Linked DNA regions of Homo sapiens: regions 2, 3, 4 and 5 are each linked to region 1. A link is a contact called in ENCODE Hi-C or POLR2A ChIA-PET data. All regions are on one chromosome and are shown on one strand. Each heading gives the region's core, a stretch centred on a gene start or an enhancer-like site at or near the end of the contact. The rest is flanking DNA. Distances are from core to core; before and after follow the strand shown.

The links. Hi-C counts contacts between places; a loop is a spot of excess contacts on that map. ChIA-PET counts read pairs that join two places held with the same protein, here RNA polymerase II (POLR2A). Pooled maps may share reads with other maps.
Region 2: a pooled map shows a loop between it and region 1 (5-fold over the local background). The contact joins two enhancer-like sites. A Hi-C loop is called at or near these places in 1 of 37 single-sample maps with no recorded cell type and 5 of 50 pooled maps. POLR2A ChIA-PET finds 5 or more read pairs at or near these places in 4 of 52 experiments (CD4-positive, alpha-beta T cell, CD4-positive, alpha-beta memory T cell, T-cell and 1 more).
Region 3: a pooled map shows a loop between it and region 1 (3-fold over the local background). The contact joins the promoter of ZBTB20-AS4 here to the enhancer-like site in region 1. A Hi-C loop is called at or near these places in 3 of 50 pooled maps. POLR2A ChIA-PET finds 5 or more read pairs at or near these places in 2 of 52 experiments (B cell and GM12878).
Region 4: a pooled map shows a loop between it and region 1 (6-fold over the local background). The contact joins the promoter of SPICE1-CFAP44 here to the enhancer-like site in region 1. A Hi-C loop is called at or near these places in 8 of 50 pooled maps. POLR2A ChIA-PET finds 5 or more read pairs at or near these places in 4 of 52 experiments (CD4-positive, alpha-beta T cell, OCI-LY7, activated CD8-positive, alpha-beta T cell and 1 more).
Region 5: a loop to region 1 is called in a map of natural killer cell, with 3 times the contacts of the local background. The contact joins two enhancer-like sites. A Hi-C loop is called at or near these places in 1 of 168 maps with a recorded cell type or tissue (natural killer cell), 1 of 37 single-sample maps with no recorded cell type and 2 of 50 pooled maps.

The regions. Positions count from the first base shown.
Region 1 is chr3:114,212,969-114,215,847 of GRCh38, reverse strand. No RefSeq gene overlaps it. Among named protein-coding and RNA genes, the nearest start is that of ZNF80, 23 kb to the left of the region's middle. RefSeq lists an enhancer at 1,439-2,112. Within about 2 kb of position 1,532, at least 12 of the 41 ENCODE cell types and tissues checked have a DNase peak (open chromatin) inside an H3K27ac peak, as active enhancers do; they include B cell, CD4-positive, alpha-beta T cell, GM12878 and 2 more, where a contact is called at or near this core.
Region 2 is chr3:115,164,511-115,167,389 of GRCh38, reverse strand. No RefSeq gene overlaps it. Among named protein-coding and RNA genes, the nearest start is that of ZBTB20, 19 kb to the right of the region's middle. Within about 2 kb of position 1,494, at least 3 of the 41 ENCODE cell types and tissues checked have a DNase peak (open chromatin) inside an H3K27ac peak, as active enhancers do; they include CD4-positive, alpha-beta T cell, where a contact is called at or near this core.
Region 3 is chr3:115,098,954-115,101,832 of GRCh38, reverse strand. It overlaps ZBTB20-AS4 (ZBTB20 antisense RNA 4), which reads right to left and starts at 1,410. Exons shown (of 2, transcript NR_046877.1): 1 at 1,242-1,410. The region is part of intron 1 of ZBTB20 (zinc finger and BTB domain containing 20); the gene reads left to right. RefSeq lists an enhancer at 1,190-1,319.
Region 4 is chr3:113,513,807-113,516,685 of GRCh38, reverse strand. It overlaps SPICE1-CFAP44 (SPICE1-CFAP44 readthrough (NMD candidate)), which reads left to right and starts at 1,530. Exons shown (of 52, transcript NR_183050.1): 1 at 1,530-1,789. It overlaps SPICE1 (spindle and centriole associated protein 1), which reads left to right and starts at 1,530. Exons shown (of 18, transcript NM_144718.4): 1 at 1,530-1,789. RefSeq lists enhancers at 188-237, 298-347, 858-907, 1,614-1,663, 1,724-1,843.
Region 5 is chr3:114,808,425-114,811,303 of GRCh38, reverse strand. All of the region lies in intron 4 of ZBTB20 (zinc finger and BTB domain containing 20), which reads left to right. Among named protein-coding and RNA genes, the nearest start is that of ZBTB20-AS3, 63 kb to the left of the region's middle. RefSeq lists an enhancer at 1,234-1,413. Within about 2 kb of position 1,348, at least 3 of the 41 ENCODE cell types and tissues checked have a DNase peak (open chromatin) inside an H3K27ac peak, as active enhancers do; they include natural killer cell, where a contact is called at or near this core.

The DNA of each region.
Region 1 (2,879 bases), core at 283-2,782:
GCAACAAGAAATTTCCCTGGGATTCCACTCCTAAGTCAAACGACTCCATTTCTTTCCCCCTTGCAGCAAACTTCTTAAAATGGTTGTTCTTACTCTCTCTCTCATTCTTCTTGTCTTCTGTTGAAGACATCTCAAGTAGGCTTTTGTTCCCTCCACAGCATCTCTATAATATTCTATCTGAAATATTATACATTTACTTGTTTATTTATTTGCATTTCTACACCTTCACTAGAACCAAAATTACAGGAAAATGTGGAATGGCTCTTTCCTCAGCATCTAGAATAATGTCAAGTTCACAGTGGGCACTCCCTTAAATACATTTTGAGTGGAGGAATGAGTTTGGGATTTGAACCCATGCAGTGTGGCTCCAGTGTCATTAAGTCAGAATGGTGGAAGAGGGGCATCCTTCTCACCAGGGACTCCAAGAACTATTTGAGAATTGGTAAGGTTGGAAGTCTCCCCTAGTAAGGGCAGAGCCAAAAAAAACAAAAGCTGTTTATTATAACCCTATCTTGCCCCATCTCTGATAGGCTGAGAAACCCACGTTACACATCTGTGTTAATGTGAGAGCTGCAAAACACCCCTGTATCCTGAGAAGATGTGGTTTAACTTGACGTGTAACGGCATCCGCAGATACTATAGGGTACTTATGAGTCTTGTGTTGGTTTGCTGGTTTTTTTTTTAACTCACTAAATTCTATTTTAACAACCATGTGCTCACCCCACCTCCTGACCTAAGGTATTTTCCTTATCTGAGCACACCTGTGCTTGTTCCTAGGTAAATCTGGGCCAATGCAGAGTACTGTCTGCACTGCTTAGTTGGTAAATGTGTCTGTAGCATGACTATCATCACAACTGCCATCTGAGCAGCAGAGCCAGATGGAATCAGACCACTCATTGGTCTACTGAGGTAAGGATGGGCTTTTTAGCTCTGCTCTCTCTTAGAAACAAAAACAAACAAATCAAAAGACTAACTTTTTTTTTTTTTGCATTCACCTAGACTATTATGCCAGAACTTGCGTAAGAAAAACACTTCTTTCCGACCCCTGTAGTGATCAACTGATGCCTTCAAGCAGGAAACCTGATTGCCCTCATCTCAGGCTGAGTCTGTTTTATCAATCACAAAGTGACTCAACCCTTTTTTAAAAGCCAGCTGTGACCATTGACTCTGTGACCTCCTGTGGTGGTGAATTCAGTTTAAAAAATAATAATGTTAAAATAACAAAGCTTATTGAAGCTATTATGCTTCAATGCTCCACCCTTTGGGGGCTAAAGGAAATAAAGCAAGTTGGCCAGACCTGAGGAGTTGATGATACACATTTTCCTCCCCCAGAAGCATCTTGTAACTTGTCCCACACCAGCAGTGACTTCCCAGTATGGCGTTTCTCCCCGCTGCTCCCATCAGCAAGAGCGTGCTGACACATGGGCTGATGAGCAGTGCCGAGACTTATGGAGTGTGTCCTTCCTGCTTCGAACCTCACAGCCTGTCATCCTCTGTTGTCACACGCTCTTGCTCATTCGCTCGCTGCTCACACTAATCTAGAAGATGATCAAAGAAAAACTCCACTGACTCACCCCTGCCTGGACCAGCGCAGGGATTGGTCAAGCGTGCGCATTAAATATTACCAGATTCTAATCTATTATTTTCACCCGCTTGCTTGCTCTCTCACTCGTACTCTCTCACTTCCTCTCTCTCATTTTTTTTCAAAAAATAAATAAATGAATTCTGGGTTGGCTGAAGATTTCAGCAATGTGAGTGCTGTGCAGATGGATCCTGCTGAAGCTGGTGCTGGCTCTCTAGGGAGTAGCATGAAATGCTGGTTTTCAAAACCTGAGCAGCGTGTAAATGGCAGCTAAAAAGGAAATGCAGATTGGTGCTGAGTGTTAATTGTCTCTTCCTCTCTTCTTCACACACTTCAGAGACTGTGTGGTGGCAGGAGACAGGAAAGCAGGCCTGCCCCCTCGTGGGGTGGGCTTTTTTTTTTTTTTTTTCTCAAGCTGGACTGAGAGAATAACAACACCTAGAGTCCAAGTCAAAACATGGAATGGGTTTTTTTTTTCTTTCAAGTTTTCATCTGATGAAAGTCCGGGAGGTGGCACCGAGCTTGTAATGAAAGTAAGAGTCTGCTGAGAATGAGTCGATGAGGTGTGACACAGAAAGGGGAAGCAGGATGTCTTTGTTTTGAAATGACAGGCGATAAGCTATGGGGGTGCCTGGTGAGATTTTAGTCCATAACTAGGTAGCAACTTGTCAAATGCAGGCCCCTTAAATGCATCACAAGAATTCTCACTTGAGATGATTTCAATTCTAGCTCTGCGTGTGTGAGTGTGTGAGTGTATGCATGCACGCATAGCAAAACATAATTGAATGCCAAAAAACATTGTCATGTCCTGTTAAGGGTACAATTGTAATCACACTGGAACGAGAGCTCTAATTTCCTCCATTGCTTTCCTCGCTTAGGCAGTGACAAGGTCAGGTTTATGACCACAGCCCAGGCTCAGAGCCATTTATTTTCATCCCTGAAGACTCATGTTAGCCTTCTCCCAAGATGTTAATCAAGCAGAATCTTGATTGACTGTCTTTTCTTTTTACGTTTTTGTCTAGATGAAGTGGGGTCATTTGAATTTGTGCAGTTTTGAATAAGATGGGGGCAATAGAGAAGCAACTGGGAAAATTGACTAGCCTTTGGCAAGGAGAACAGAAGAATCTGGAATCCTTTTTTAAAATCATGAAATTCCTGTGCCCCACCTGAGTCACTGTAACCTGTACCTGCTGATGCCTCATTTCTCCATGCATTTATGAAAAGGCTGTGACTCCCTGCTGTTGTCGTGTGGTGCCAACATCATTCCAGCTTGCCAGTTGGAGACAAAAGATAAGCA
Region 2 (2,879 bases), core at 245-2,744, 950 kb before region 1:
CAATCAAAATTAAGTTCAGTTGATAAATGTGATTAATAGTTATATTTCTTGCAAGCTGACTGTGTTGACTGAGACTCAAGCCCAAATCTCCGTCACTTTTTGATACCCCACTATTAGGTATGGCACCAATCACTACAACCTCCAGCCCCCACGAAAAATATATTCAGAATTGATGGGAAAAAATTGAGGTTAAAAACATGTCTACACAGTATGAATGTTTTCAAATAGTTGTCCTATTGATGGAAATAATTTTGCATCATGTGTTTTAGTTGGTAGTAAAAGGAAGCCCAAATAGTTGATCCATAAGCTCTCTATGGTCACGTCCTCACCAGATTGACCAAATTTATAGGCAGAATAGCAGCAGACCCAAGTTTCTGTATTTATATTTCTTACTTGAACTTCATGATGAAAAACATAAAACTGTTCTGAGTTATTTTAACATTAAACACATTCATCCTTGGAATTGGAAAATGCTAATGCTTTCCTACGCCCATATGCCGAATAAAATTGAAAGTAAACAGAGCTAGCATATTTTGGGAATTGCTACTATAGTCATCAAAGCAATTAAAAACTCATTTCAAGGTGGTTATTATAGTAGTATTTGTTGTTATTTATATGTCTCAAGTAGGGGCACTTCTGTAGTTGTACATTATACCACATATATTATCAGTATAAAAACCAAGAAAACTTATCCATTTCATAAATATCAGGATTAGTTCTTAAGGCCTAAAATTTTCAGCTCCAACATCTTAAGGATGAAGTCCTTCCTATACTATCACAAGTTTAATATTTTGAAATAAAATTGCATTTATGGTCATAAAAGTATAATAGAGTAAGAATAATAATGTTTGATTATTTGACTCATACCTACATGAATTTCCATTTATTTGATTAGACTGCCATAACCTTCTCATAAATTAAAAGTCTTTTAAAGAATCAATAATATAATTTGTCCCAGACTATAACATTGCTTACTCTGTCTGGTATATTTGTTTACCAATGTACAAGGAGGAAAAAAATAAACTCTGTTGTAAGAACCTTATTTCCATTACGCTAAATATTATCTTAAAATTCTTAATAGAATAAGACTTTGCTATAAAGTTCCTCAGTAGGTCAATATTTTTCCCATACTTATATAATTGTTTTTATATGAGAATTTAACTCTTCAACCACAGGGTAAACACATGGAGGACAGAGAAAAAATGTTGTACAGTGTTCTTTATACCACTAGGTATTATACACTTTTGTAGGTCTGAGCTATACTTTATGTCTGGGAAAATCTCATTCTATATCTCAAGGAGCTTTATGTGTACTCCTCTCTTTTCCTTGCAAACATGTGATCCATAGAGTGCCGAGAGAAAGTGCTATTTACATAAAATTAAGCCAAAATTGAACAGCTTGTGATAGGCAAATCACAAAAGTGGCTGTCATCCTTACAAATGCCCTAAGCATCTTCGTGGTGACCGTTCATTTCCTGTGAAAGAATGAAAGTCTCTGTGTAGTCTAAACCTACTCCAGGAAACTATAACAGCTACACTGACATTTCCAACCAACCTCATAAGGCCAAGATTCTTCCCCAAAAGGAGTCCTGATCTTGGATTCTGGGTTTTGACCTAGGTCATACCTTATACTCTGTGTGTATTTCCTGATTCTGTCAAATAGACATGTTGTCCTACATTTTCCACAGCTTTCCATGAGTGCTGCCTGATATCATGGAAACACATTAGAAGGTCTCGGCTACCAGTAAATAGACTTGCCCTTCTAATAGATGCTTGGGCTCCTTTCCTTGTGGTTTTAACCCCTGGTTTTCTATTTCATTGGATTTATCAGCTAAACTCAGAGTCTAGAGCAACAGGGATTGAAATTTTTGTATGTGTACTTACGTAAGAAGATACCATCTTCATCAGAGGTTTTGGTTTGATGAGTCTTGTGGGTTGTTTACAGTCTGTCTTGGGCTTTAAGGAAGTCACCTGTTTGCTGGAGTGAAGTCTGGCAGCTTGAGGGCTTGTTATGGCCACATCCCCATTCTGGTTAAAGCTAACAAATCTACAGACTCATTTTGAGCAAATCTGCCTATGTCAGTTAACTCTTGCTATGTGACAAAGGACCCCTAAATCTCAGTGGTATTTATTGAGCCCATACATCAGTTGGTTCACTAGAGGTTAGCTGATCTAGGGTGGGCCCATAGGGGTGATCCAGCTGAAACACTTATGTATACCCTATACGTCTCTCATTCTTTTCTGGCCCAGAAAGCTGGTACAGGCCTGTTTTTCCTTTGGCAATGGCAGAAATGCACAAAGATAAGAAGAAACACACAAGTCCTCTTCACTGAGACTCTGGCATGTGTCATTCTTTTGGCCAAAATAAGTCACGTGACCAAGCACAAAATTTAATCAAATAATGAGAAAATATATTCTGCCTCTTCAGCAGGAGGAATGCAAAGTCCCATGGCAAATGGCACAGATACAGAATGAGTAAATAACTCCATTAATGCAAATTACCACACTGCCACAGCTTCTCCTTGCTGTGAACCACAGAATCACACTCCTTCATACCATTGACTGAGTCAGGAATCAGCATCTGATCCAACAGCAACCTTCTACTGTGGCTATCAACTTATGAGGTAGCCCAATACAAGAGTTCTGTCCAGTAAGAGAACTTGGTTTCCACCTAGGTGCTTAGAATAACCATACTATGGAAGTGCAAAGCTGTTGGCAAATATGGCTTCTACCAGTGGATGCAGAAGCAAAGGGAATTAATATGTACCTTTCCTGGAGTGGTAAGAAACTGTATTTCTTAACTCTGTCTCTTTGCTAGGAAGCTTCCTGTCTAATTACTGTGAGGCAGGAAGTGGCCAAAAGTCAGCTTATATTAATCTC
Region 3 (2,879 bases), core at 161-2,660, 890 kb before region 1:
ATTCTAATTTTTGAAGCATGTTAATACACAAAACCACATAAAAAGGATGATTTTTACAATTCATATACTTAGGATTATTGTTGCCCAAACGCAGGGTTTGAATAAGTCAAATGCACTTATATTTTTTATTTGTGTGTAAATATTTTTTAGAAAATTTTACCTCTATTATAATGTTCTTAAGTCCCATCTAAATGACACATAGCCAAACTGTATAGAAATATATTAAGGAAGGTGGGTGTCTAGATAGATAATAGTGCTAGAAGGAGATATGACTCGTCAAGCAGAGTCTAGTTTTTAAAAATTCGGGGACGAGGAGAGTGGCTTAAAACTATTTCTGTTTTCTGATGTTTGTAATTCTATAGCTGCAAATATATCACTTACAGGAGAAAGGGCACCTAGGAGTGGGGAAAGTGGGTGGGAAGCATGTGATGGGGTGAGGAGTATAATAACATCATAATTTTGGAACTAGAATATAGAAAAAATCTGGTTAGAAGTATCAGACAAAGAAAAACTGTTTTTTTTCTCTTTTAAGGCAAGTTTATTTAGAAGCATTGATTATTTTTATTTTTCCCTCCTAATAAAAGATTAAGGGTAACTGCTGTAGTTTCAGTCCCATATTCTATGAAATATCATCCTGATTGTGATGGTAGCTTCTTATGGGATTTATTTCTGTTGTTGTACCACTATGTACTATACGCATTGCACCTGTTCACACAGAGTACATTGCATTGTGATGTTTGTACAGCTAGATGCTTTAAATGAGAAGCCAATCTCCCTTCTTCTAGGTTCCTAGCCTATTAGTTACTTAATTAAGCTTAATTCTGTTTTGGTCTGTAATTTTGTAAGTCTGCAATTTTGTATATGGTCTCGATTTATTAACTGAGCAATGATTTCTTCTTTGCAGTTATCAGTTTTGTCTGAGATCAGTTTTCCTATTGTATGGAGTCTGTTTCTTACAGAGCCTCCTTTAAGACTGCTCTGACTTTAAAATCATTACTAGGCTTTTGTCAGAGCTGATTTGTTCACATTCTTCTCACATTAAAAATAAATTTAAAAGATTGCACAAATAAGCTATGCATTTCACTATTTCCTGCTTATATGCAAAAAATGTATTTATGATAATTACATGTACTGCCAGAACTGAAACAATACATTCCTCATAATGGAGCATAAATAAAGAAGGTGGAGCCAGCTGCTCTTAAACTGTTTATTTGCAAGCAATAATGATATAGAGAATATACCTTTTTCACTCTGTTAGTCTGGCAATACTGAACCTGTTGCTGCATTAGACGAGTTGCATTTTGCTGGATAGGGGAAGGAGAGCTGTCTGCTGTCTGGTAGGAGGGCTTTGTCTGTGCCTTTCTCTCTGTTTCTTTCTGTTTTTCTTTCTCTCTCTCTCTCTCTCCTCTTCTCTCTCTCTTACTCGCTTGCTCTGTCTCTGTCTCTCTCTCCCTCTCTTCCCCCCTCCCTCCTCTCTCTTGCTCTCTCTCTCTCTTCCCGTCTCTGTGGTTTGTAAGGTAGGTTGCAGTGTGTGTATATACACAACATCAAGAGCAGGAAAATGGACTCATTAGGGAGGCAGGCAGTCATTACCACTCACACTGTACTTCCAGGGAGACACCGATTATAAGAAGAGAAACTCAGCGCTGGGGAAGAAGGTAGGGCAGACAACTTTCTTAAAAAAAAAAAAATCCTGCTTCCTCAATGCCCCCTCTGTCATCTCCTTTAGCCCCCAATGCCTTTATTCTTTCCTGCTTGAATTTTAATTTCCAGATTTAAGTTTGACAGAGCTAGTGCTAGCTTAAAATTTAGAACATCTGTAGGAGGCCTACCCTTTACTAATTTTCTTCCTACTTACTTAGGGGTGTGCCCTTGTGATTCAGTTTTGTTACTTTAAAAATAATTACAAACAAATCTATTTTTCTCACTAAAGTACCAAATAAATCAGAATCTTTCACTCTTTTAAAACAGACCCTTCCGTATGTTTGTCTCTTTGCTTTTCTTGTCTGTTTATGCAATTCCATCTGTCTGTCTATATATCATGTTGTCCTTATTTATTGCTAACTCGGTTTTGTTAGTTATTTGCCAATGAGTTTTAGCTGCAGTGCCAGTGTGGGTATTACTAAAGTGAGACTCTTGTTCTTTGTTTTATGTTGAAGTTTAAAGTCCATATTTACAGTTTAAATCCTTGAAGCAGGTTGAATACTTTTTGCCAGCATGTTTATTTAATGCCATTGGACATAAGGTGAGGGGTAGTTGCTGAGGGTGGGTAAGAATGGAGTAATTATTTTTGTCATCACACACATAGAAACATTGCATCTGGGGGATGTATTTTTAAACAAATAAGGTATTCTGTTTTCTAACTTTTATTTTGCAGATGGGCTTTTACATTTATAGGAATATCACTTTGGTTAGTAAGAATGCGAACTTTCTTAACAAGCAGTTTTTATCCTAGGACAGTTTCCTTTTAGTATGTTACTGTTTATTTATGCTTGGGGAGGGTGGAGTGAGGGGCTGGCCATCTTTTTACAAAGTGGAAGCTATGAAGTGTATCAGGCCATCTTGCACAACAACTGTAAGTATTCATTTAACATTTTGGGGAGCATAAATAATATAATTTTTATTTCAAATTCAGTTTTGTGGTGCTTTCTTTTCCTTTATTTCTTTTTTTCTTTTTTATAGTGGGAAAAGTTACATTTCAAACTAGCAGACATTGTTGAAGAGTTTTCCCAGAATAGTGTTCTTCAAAATTGAAAGGATTATTTTAATAAGGGCCATTTGAAATGGACTTCTTAATGGAATTTTATTTCAGATTTGTCAAAGTAAAACTGCTCTTCATTTGATAAAATTTAAGTCACATAGATACACAAATGTTTCGG
Region 4 (2,879 bases), core at 281-2,780, 700 kb after region 1:
GAGAGGGGCAGGGAGTTGAGGATGCAAGCAAGTGGATGATTGTTGATTATTAAATATATCTACATCAAACTTCCTCAATCAGAGTGAAAACTATTAAAGGCAGTACCTTTCCTCTAGAAGGTTTTGGGCATGTATTTGCAGACCACACATGGGTGTATTGTAACAGCAGAAAGCAAGGGGCTAGAGGAAATTGTCTTACCAGAGCAAATAAACTCTGTTTTTGAATCAAGTGCTTTGTAAAGTTCTTAACGTGGTCCACGCAGCTCTGACTGTCGTGGATCCAGCCTATCAGGGCGCCTCCCCTTCACAGCAAGTTCCCACTGTTCTCTAAACTTCAGACACACTGGACCTCTTCCTGTCCCTTGCATTTTCCACATCTTTGCACATGCAGCTCCCTCTGCAGGAATGCTTTCCCCTTCCCCACTGGCCTATTCATGTCTGAGCTTTCCTGAGTAATTCAAATATTACTATAATAATAAGCTAAGTATTTGGTTAGAGTGCTTCCTTCTTAGCACTCGTCATAATTTTAATGTTTTTGTCATTGATAACTGTCTGTTAATATGCTGTAAGTTTCCCACCTTGCCTGTTTTTAGCCCCATAGAACCTAGCTCTCCCGCACATTTGTAGGTTGTAATAAACAACTTTTTTTTTTTTTTTTGAGACAAGGTCTTGCTTTGTCGTCCAGGCTGGAGTGAAGTGGTATGACTGTGGCTCACTACAGCTTTGCCCTCCTTGGCTCAAGCGATCCTCGCACCTCAGCTTCCTGAGTAGCTGGAACTACAGGCGTGTTCCCACGCCCAGCTAATTTTTTAATTTTTCGTAGAGACGGGGTTTCGCCATCTTGCCCATGCTTGTCTCAAACTCCTGAGCTTAAGCAATCCTTCTGCTTCTGTCTCCAAAAGTGCTGGGATTCCACTACTAAAGATTTGTAAACAAATGAATAGAGATGAAAGCAAATTAAGTGATATGTGAAGTCTGGTGAGGAGAGCAACATCTTTCTTTTGGAGAATTCTCGAGGCACCGGCTAATGCTATATGCCTATTCTTTTTTTTTTTTTTTTTTTTTTGAGACGGAGTCTCGCTCTTTCGCCCAGGCCGGACTGCAGTGGCGCCATGTCGGCTCACTGCAACCTCCACCTCCCAGGTTCACGCCATTCTCCTGCCTCAGCCTCCCGAGTAGCTGGGACTACAGGCGCCCGCCACCTGGCCCGGGTAATTTTTTGTATTTTTAGTAGAGACGGGGTTTCACCGTGTTAGCCAGGATGGTCTCGATCTCCTGACCTCGTGATCCGCCTGCCTCGGCCTCCCAAAGTGCTGGGATTACAGGCGTCAGCCACCGCGCCCGGCCTGCTATATACCTATTCTTTAATAATTTGCCCTGAACCTTGCAGAGGAACCTCTCTCCCTTAGACTCAGGACCCGAGATAGGCTTTGGGAGGCGCCTGCGCACTGGGCTCGCCGGATATACGCAAGGGCGTGGGGCGGAGCTCTGGTAACCCAGGCAACAGCCCGGAAGCCGCTGGCTGGGTTAACCTGTGGCGCGCTCCGCGGTTCCGGCGCCTGAAGTTTTAGCTGCGGTGGCGGCGGCAGTCGGGACCGACTGCAAGGCAGGTTGAGATGATGGATCTGAGGCTTGCAGCTCGCAGTCCCAACGAGCCTTAGGGACCAGGGCTACCAAAAGGGTGGGGAGAACGGTGGTGGCATCTGTCTGTTGCCTGGGATCCAGGCGCCCGGTTGGGGAATCCTTACTTCAGGAAGCGCAGCCGCGGCTCTGTGTTTTGAGAGTGCAAGTACGTGTCAGGGTGCGTGTCTGGGTATGTTTGTGCGTGGCGCCAGAGCACCTCGAGTATGCGCGTGCGCACCGCTTTCGGGAGCTTTTGCACAGAGCTGGTAATTGGGGGTGCTCGATTGTAGCGTTGGGGGAGTTCACCGTGTAGCAGGAGAGAGGCAAACTATCCAGGGTGCTTTGGGACCGGGAGCGTCATTTAAATCGATGGATGTCAGAGGGGCTTCTCAGAAGGCTCCTCCTGTGAGTTTTGAGGAGTCCGTGGAAGTTAACCCAGTAGAGAAGAGAGTGAGCCTAATGAGTGTTCCAAGCAGAGGGAAAAGAATGGTTGCAACTGTGTGTGAGGCGAGAGCTTGGTTTTAGGATTTGCGGGAGATGTGAGAGAACACTGGAAAGAAAAGTCAGCCGGGCCATATGGGGGAGAGGGTCTGAATGCCAAGCTGAGTTGGATTGCTTTTGACAGTGGGGAGCCATCCGAATCTAGAGGAAGTAGGTAAAGGGTTCAGATCTATTCTCTATCCATGTATTTAGGTAGGATTGATTCAACAGTGTTTGGAAAGAGTTCTTGTTTCTCTTTGATCAGTTTTCCACACCAGTCAGAGTGGATTTACTAAGTCCAGTCATAACTATCCCTTTTAAAATTCTTCAGTGGTTTCCTATGGTCTTAGGTGTTCAGATTGCTGTGGCTCACAAGACTACAATCTGCTGTCTGCCTTTCTTCCTTTAACCTCTCACCCTCTCAGATCTTTGTTAATTGAACTGAACTTCTCAAACTCTTCGTAAATGCATTTTCCCTTGCCTGGAATATTCTTTCCCCTGCTTCTAACTTTTATTCGTATTTTAGCTCTCAGTGCAAACATTTTTGGGGGTATTACAGAGAGGAGAAGCTTTTACTTACTGCATAGAGTTAGTTAGGTACTTTCATGGCACACAGAATTTACTTCCCATGCTGCCCTTTTGTTGTAAATACTTGTTTAATTGCGGTCCTCTTAGAAACTCTTAACTCTGCAAGGGCATAGACTATTCTACTTTCTTGTTATATCTGGTGCCTCGCTTTTAGATGGTGCTTCAAAATATTAGTTACATTAATAGAT
Region 5 (2,879 bases), core at 99-2,598, 600 kb before region 1:
GTTATTTGAGTTCCAAAAGGAGCTTATTCCCTTTGTGTGTTCCCAAGGAAGTATAACCTGAGTGAGCCCAGGAATCTGTGAGAAAATAAGCTGGCAAATACTAACCTGATCCAAGTAAGTATTTGGACCTGCTTAGATCTCTGAGCTATTATTGTTTTGTATAAGATTAAGTCTAAATGACATATTCTTTACAATTGCTTAGAATAGGTTAGTCCAGCTCCAAAGTTCATAGCAACTCATTATTAACCAAAGTAATTCTAGTCCTTCTCGCTGAGTGGTTTCTCCAAACTCTATAGAGTGAGGCAAAACTATTTATCTCCCATGGGAGAATTTTGGTAACCTTATCCCTATATCCCATACACTTCCCTAGAAATTCTTAATCCCCCCCAAACCTTTAAACTTTCTAGAGATGTAGTAGGAGGGGCAGTTGAAGATTTTCTATACACATGTAACCATTATGAAAACGTTCATTCAATGGCAGTTAGACTTCCCCCCCGCCACCCCACATGCATGGATACCTGCAGCTAGGCCCCTGATTCCTGCATTACTAAGAAAAGAATTAGGCAGTGGTCATTCGCTGAAGAAATGGCATATGGCATAAGTCGTTTATGCCCACTATAGATTAAAAGGTCATAAATCATATCACAGAAGCTGGATACTTTTGGGAGTGAAAGTGGCCAAATTAAAAGTTATGTTGGGACAACTAGCACAGTTAGGAGCCCACAGTGTTTTAGCCGGGAGTGCTTCCTCCTATTATCCGTCCCCACAGTTCCATTGTATCAGTAGTTCTGCCAGGGCAGGACAAGTCATGAAAACCCACAACTTCACTGCTGAAAGGGGGTGATTCGATAATTTGATGGAGCAGAACATAGAAAAACCCCATGCCCTTAGGTGTGGTCAAAACAGTGACAATCTCAGGGGCAAACAAGCAGGGAGAATAAACATCATATGTAGCCTGAAGTTACAATTCAGAGTAGAAAAGAACTGGCAGATTGGCCAGAAATTTAGCAGGGAGAATTGGAAAAGGATACTATCATAGTGAACTTTGGTAAGCTACCACATATTCCTAGAGGTCTGAAAGGCTGCACACATACTCTGGGGAAGACCTAAGGCTTTGGACACACAGAGAGAAGATAAGAGAGAACAAATGGAAAGTAAAAATCAAAAAAACACTTGTAAACTGCCTGAACTTTGAGTGCATTCTACAACCCACACACACGTATATATCAATTAGAGGCGTTAGCATAGTGGCCCTAGGTGTTTAAGTACAACCTGTGACTGATCGTTGGCTGACCACTAAACTGTGTTAACACAGGGGAAAGTCCCAGCTCAAAAACGAAAATGGAAATTACACAAACTGAGCAGAAACATCAGCAGCGGCACAGCATGGGGAAGAGAGGCTGCACAGAGTTATGTTAGGCAAGTCCTAAATAAACAAACACAGCAATAACAGCAACAACCCTCAACAGGGAAAAGTCAGAAGCCAGAGTTGCTGTAATATGCTATATAAAATGTCAATTTTCAAGAAAAAAATGAGACATGTAATAAACAGGAGTGTGACTCATACCCAATTTAAGAAGTGGTTAAAAGAAAGTGTCTGAAGAAAAAAAAAGAAATTATATTTGGGTTGAAGTGGAGATAGCAGATGTTAAACTTAGCAAACAAAGAGTTGAAAGCACTATTATAAATATGTTCAAAATAATAGGAAATCATGTTAAATAATTAAAGTATTACTATAATTACCCTTTAAATAGAGAGTATCAATATAAACATAAGTGTTATTTTAAAAGGAACAAAAATTCTGGAGTTAAAAAATATTATAATGGAAATTAAAAAATTGCAAGAGAATCTCAACAGAATATTTAAGATGGCAGAATAAAGACACAATGAGATTGAAGATCAATTAATAGAAATGGTCTAATTTGAAGAGAAAAGAACAATGAAAAAATGAGCAGAGCTTCGGAGACCTGTGAGAGACCATCAAGCATACTAACATATGTGTAATGGTAGAGAAGAGGAGGAAAGAAAGAAAGGGCTCAAAAATATTTGAAGAAATAATAGCCAAAAACTTCCCAAATGTGATGAATAACATTAATCTACACATTTGAGAAGCACAAAAACTCCATGTTGGATAAACACAAAAAAAATCTGTACATAGACACATTATAGTCAAACTTTTGAATGAAAAAGAGAAAATTTTGACAGTAACAAGAAAAAAAAGACTGTTACATACAGGAAAACAACACTACGATTAACAGCTTACTTCTCATTAGAAACAAAGCCAGGAGGTAGAGGGATGACGTATTCAGTGTGCTGAAGGAAAAAAAGGGAAAATGTCATTTAGGAATTTTATATTTAGCAAAATTGTTCTTCAAAAATAAATATAAAATAAAGATATCCCAAATAAACAAAGACTGAGACAATTTGTTGCTAGTAGACCTGCCTTACCAGAAATACTGAAGGAAATCCTTTAAGTGGAAATGAAATGATAAAAATGTATCTAAAATTCACCTAAACAAAAGGACCTCATCACGTCATTATTTAGGTAAGTATAGACATGATATAAACATAAAACTAAATTCTGTTTGAACAGAAGGAAGGATATAACAAAGATAAGAACAGAAATCAATGAAATAGATAATGAAAATAATAGAGAAAATTAATGAAACCAAAACTTAGTTTTTTGAAAAGATCAACCAAAACTTAGTTTTTCTTTTGCTAGACTGATCAAGGAAAAAGGAGAGAAGATGACAGATTACCAAAATGAGGAATCAGAGAGAAGGTATCACCACCAACCCCACAGAAATGAAAAGGATTATGAGGTATAGTTATAGTTAATACTATATTATAAACAAATAGTATAACCTCATAATCATTCT